2 separate regions of the Homo sapiens genome follow, and region 1 is linked to region 2. Evidence: read pairs that join two places in POLR2A ChIA-PET (ENCODE). Cell type or tissue: PC-9. All regions are shown on one strand.

The links. ChIA-PET counts read pairs that join two places held together with the same protein. Peaks named below come from ENCODE experiments on the same cell type or tissue, not always from the same donor. Only the 100,000 strongest peaks of a DNase experiment are listed, where the experiment ranks them.
Region 1: POLR2A ChIA-PET joins it to region 2 with 6 read pairs; 3 of 35 experiments call an interaction of 5 or more read pairs at or near these places.

The regions. Positions count from the first base shown.
Region 1 is chr10:72,731,190-72,733,689 of GRCh38, reverse strand. The region is part of intron 1 of MCU (mitochondrial calcium uniporter); the gene reads right to left. Among named protein-coding and RNA genes, the nearest start is that of MIR4676, 11 kb to the right of the region's middle. In PC-9, no CTCF peak of the experiment used is centred here; a DNase peak (open chromatin) is centred at 979; H3K27ac peaks cover 441 bases.
Region 2 is chr10:73,203,687-73,206,186 of GRCh38, reverse strand. The region is part of intron 5 of FAM149B1 (family with sequence similarity 149 member B1); the gene reads right to left. Among named protein-coding and RNA genes, the nearest start is that of FAM149B1, 37 kb to the right of the region's middle. In PC-9, no CTCF peak of the experiment used is centred here; no DNase peak of the experiment used is centred here.

The sequences.
Region 1 (2,500 bases), 470 kb after region 2:
TATATATATGAAACATATATATCGGGTACCACCAACAGAGTACTCGTTATGTGCCAAGCACTGCCATAAATGCTTTTCACACATTGGTTCATTTTATATTCACAACAACCTTACAAGATTTCCCTTTTTTTAGACATGGGGGTCTGGCTGTGCTGCCCAAGCTGGACTCGAATTCCTGGGCTCAAGCAATCCTCCTGCCTCAGTACAAGATAGTTTTTGTTGTTGTTGTTTTTGAGACAGATTCTCACCCTGTCGCCCAGGCTGAAGGGCAATGGCGCGATCTCAGCTCACTGCAACCTCTGCCTCCCGGGTTCAAGTGACTCTGCTGCCTCAGTCTCCCAAGTAACTGGGATTACAGGCACGTGCCACCACACCCAGCTAATTTTTGTATCTTTAGTAGAGATGGGGTTTCACCATGTTGGCCAGGCTGGTCTTGAACTCCTGACCCCGTGATCCACCCGCCTCAGCATCCCAAAGTGCTGGGATTACAGGCGTGAGCCACTGCGCCCAGCCTCAAGATAGATTTAATCCATCCCATTTTATAGATGAAGACTGAAGTTTAGAGAGATTAATTCCCTTGTCCGAGGTCACTCAAGGAGGAAATGGAGAGTTAAAATTTGATCTGAAATTCAGTCTGGCACCAAAACCTGTGCTTTTTCCAACCCTCTCTACATTTCTTTCAGCACTATTATTTTCTTCCATTTAATATTAATCTGGCATAAATGCTCTTAGTGAAAGATTATGTTAACCTCACTAAATGTAGAAAAAACACTCAAAAGGGCCATTTTCGTCTCATGGATGCTCTTGCCTATCATTTAATCAAGGTAAGAATATATTCAATAGCTTTCATTTGCTCCTACAAAAGTTGGTACACCATAGCTACATGATCTAGTTAAACCAACTGTGAATTCTTTAAACCCAAATTCCTGGTGAGGAAAGGTAAAACAAATACATAATCAAAATGTTATGTACAAAATCTTGCAAAACTAAGCACAGGTGTTTCTTATATTCCTGATAAGGAAGTGTGCTTAAGGAGCATACCAGAAACCAAGGGCAGTTGTTTGACACACTCAGAAGTTGTAGATTACCTGCTCAATCAGATTCCCACAGGAATTCTAGAGCTTTAATTCGGTTCACCAGATCCTATCATGTTTGATCTATATTAGCAGTGCTTTATAATTTCTTTCACATATCTGTCTTTTCACATCAACAGTCTCTATCTCATTTTTTAAAGAATTATAGTTTAATCTCTTGCTGATCAGCATTTAAAATAACTGAAGGACACTGAAAAGGGCACAAAACTGCCTTCTTTGAAAAAACATTCTATGAGTTATCAAATAGATTAACTAAATGAATAGATGCCAGATTCATAATGAACTAAAAAGGAGCTTAAAAAAGGCATCCTTACTCTTAAAACAACAGAAAGACAACCCAATTTGAAAATGGGCTAAAGTGCTGAATAGGTATTTCTCCAAAGATACGCTGAACATCATTTGTCATTACAGAAAGCAAAGCAAAACCACAATGAGATGCCACTTCACATCCAGTAGGACGGCTAAAATAAAAAAGACATGAACAAGTGCTGATGAGGATACAGGGCAATTGGAACCCTCATACATTGTTAGTGGGATTAAAAAACGGTAGAGCCACTTTGAGAAATGTTAATAGTTCAGCAGTTCCTCAACAAGTTAACCATAGGATTACCCTATGTCTCAGCAATTCTACTCGAAGGTATATACCCAAGAGAAATAAAAATATTTGTCCAAATATTTGTCCAACCTGTACACAAATGTTCATAACAGCATTATTAATAGCAAAACAAAAACTCAAATGTCTATAAACTGATGAATGGATAAATGTTTATATCCATCATTATTGTTTAGCAATAACAGGAATAAAATGTCAAAACATCCTACAACACGAATGAACCCCAAAAACATTACGTAAAGTGAAAGAAATCAGTCACAAAAGGCCATGTATTATATGATTCCATTCAAATGAAATGTCCAGAAGAGGAAAATCTATAGAAATAAGAAAGATTAGTGATGGCCACAGGTGTAGAGGGGAATAGACAGTGATTGCTAAACATGGATTGTTGTTTTTTTTTTCCTGCAGTGATGGAAACATTCTGGAATCAGATATTGGTGATGGTTACAGTTGCAGAATCCTGTGACTACCTTAAAACCACTGAATTGTATACTTTAAAAGGGTGAATGTTATGTTATGCGAACTGGACCTCAATAAAGCCATTGCTTAAAAAAAGGAGATTCCTACTCTTTGACACTGAAGTTAAGGACAGCTATAGCTTTCCAATATCCATTCCTTGGGCACTCAGTGACAAGAATATCTACAATAAAATGATCTAAATCTAAACAAGTGGAGTTAATTTCTATTTTCTCACAGGCTTGATCTCTACACATCCTTAATTTATTTTTTTTCTGGCCACTTAAAAAGAATAAGGCAGCCAGGTGTGGTGGCTCACACCTATAATCCAGTGCTT
Region 2 (2,500 bases):
CATAATACAGCCAAGTTCCTTGCTAAGGCATAACACACATGCCCTTTCTTCCAGTTCCCAGTAAGTTCCTCATTTCCTTCTGAGACCTTGTCAGCCTGGACTTTATTGTCCATTTCACTATTAGCATTTTGGTCACAACCATTTAACTGGTCTCTAAGAAATTCTAAACTTTCCCTCTTCCTGTTGTCTTCTGAGCCCTCCAGTCTTTCAACATCTGCCCATTACCCAGTTTCAAAGTCACTTCCACATTGTCAGGTATCCTTATAGCAATACCCCATTCCTTGGTACCAGTGTTCTGTATGAAGTCATTCTTGCATTGCTATAAAGAAATACCTAGCCAGGTGCGGTGGCTCACACCTATAATCCCAGCACTTTGGGAGGCTGAGGCAGGCGGATCACGAGGTCAGGAGTTCAAGACCAGCCTGGCCAACACAGTGAACCCTCATCTCTACTAAAAATACAAAAATTAGCCAGGCACAGTGGTGCACACCTGTAGTCCCAGCTACTCAGGAGGCTAAGGCAGGAGAATTGCTTGAATCCGGGAGGCGGAGGTTGTGGTGAGTCTAGATCACACCACTGCACTCCAGCCTGGGCAACAGAGTGAGACTCTGTCTCAAAAAAACCCAAAAAAACAAAAACAAAAAACAAAAATACCTGAGACTGGGTAATTTATAGGAAAAGAGGTTTAATTGGCTTATGGCTCTGCAGGTTGTACAGGAAGCATAGTGCTAATAGTGCTAACATCTGCTTTGAGGGAGGCTGCAGGAAGCTTTAACTTATGGTAAAAAGTGAAGGAGGAGTAGGCATATCACACGACCAGAGCAGAAGAAAGACAGAGTGTGTGTGTGTGTGGAGAGGTGCCGCACACTTCTAAATGACTAGATCTCATGAGAACTCATTCACTATTGCAAAGATCATACCAAGTCATGAGGGATTTGTCCCCATGACTCAGACACCTCCCACCAGGCCCCACCTCCAGCACTAGGGATTATAATTCTACATGAGATTTAGGCAAGGACAAATATCTAAACTATAACAAGCTATACAACAAGTTTTTTAAAAACTAAGAATAATTGGCCAGGCGGGTGGCTCACACCTGTAATCCCAGCACTTTGAGAGGCTGAGGCAGGCGGATCACAAGGTCAGGAGATTGAGACCATCCTGGCTAACAGGGTGAAACTGTCTCTACTAAAAAAAAAAAAAAAAAAAAAAAAAAAAAAAAAAAAAAAAAAAAAAAAAAAATTAGCCAGGCATGGTGGCGGGTGCCTGTAGTCCCAGCACTTTGGGAGGCTGAGGCAGGAAAATGGCGTGAACCCAGGAGGCACAGCTTGCAGTGAGCTGAGATTGCACCACTGCACTCCAGCCTGGGCGTCAGAGCGAGACTCCGTCTCAAAAAAAAAAAAAAAAAAAAAAAAGAATAATCACATTTATAATTACATCTTAAGATATCTCACGAGGTTATATCCTTATTTCAGTAACTCCATCATTGCCCAAAATATATGCTCCTTATGGGCAGGGATCTTATCTTATTAATATTCAAATTTCTCTTCCTTCCTAGGCATTCAGTAAATATGTGATGACTCATTTGTTTCAGTGGGTTTACTCTGGAGAAAGTCAATCCAATCTGAGAAATAAAATTTTAAAAAATGGAACTCAGTTTAACCAAATGTTAAATATAACCAATTTACACTTTGTATTGCTCTTTACATTTTTTTGTGCCTTAAGTATTTTTTTTTATTAGGAAAATAGAATAAACCCATGGCAGCTGGGCCCATGGCTCATGCCTGTAATCCCAGCACTTTGGGAGGCTGAGGCAGGCAGATCACTTGAGGTCAGGAGTTTGAGACCAGCCTGGCCAACATGGTAAAACCCCGTCTCTACTAAAAATACAAAAATTAGCCAGGCGTGATGGCATGTGCCTGTAATCCCAGCTACCTGGGAGGCTGAGACAGGAGAATTGCTTGAACCTGTGGGGTGGAGGTTGCAGTGAGCTGAGATTACACCACTGCACTCCAGCCTGGGCAACAGAGCAAGACTCTGTCACACACACAAAAAAATAATAATAGTTAAAAAAACAAACCCATGGCACTTTTAAACAAGGCTGGTGGGAAAATCTTACTGGAAGACATTTTGGGAATATGTATTAGGAGCTTTAAAATAAACATTTTCTTTGATTCAGTGGTTTCATTTGTAGGGATTTCCTTTAAGGATATGACCTGTAAGATTTAGCTATAAGAATTATGATTGGTGGGGCACGGTGGTTCATTCCTGTAATCTCTGCACTTTGGGAGGCTGAGGCAAGTGGATTGCTTGAGCCCAGGAGTTTAACACCAGCCTGTGCAACATGGTGAAACTTGGTTTCTGCAAAAAAGTACAAAAATTAGCCAGGTATGGTGGCATGCACCTATAGTCCCAGCTACTCAGGAGGCTGAAGTGGAAGAATCACTTGAGCCCTGGAGGCAGAAGTTGCAGTGAGCCATGACTGTGCCACTGCACTTCA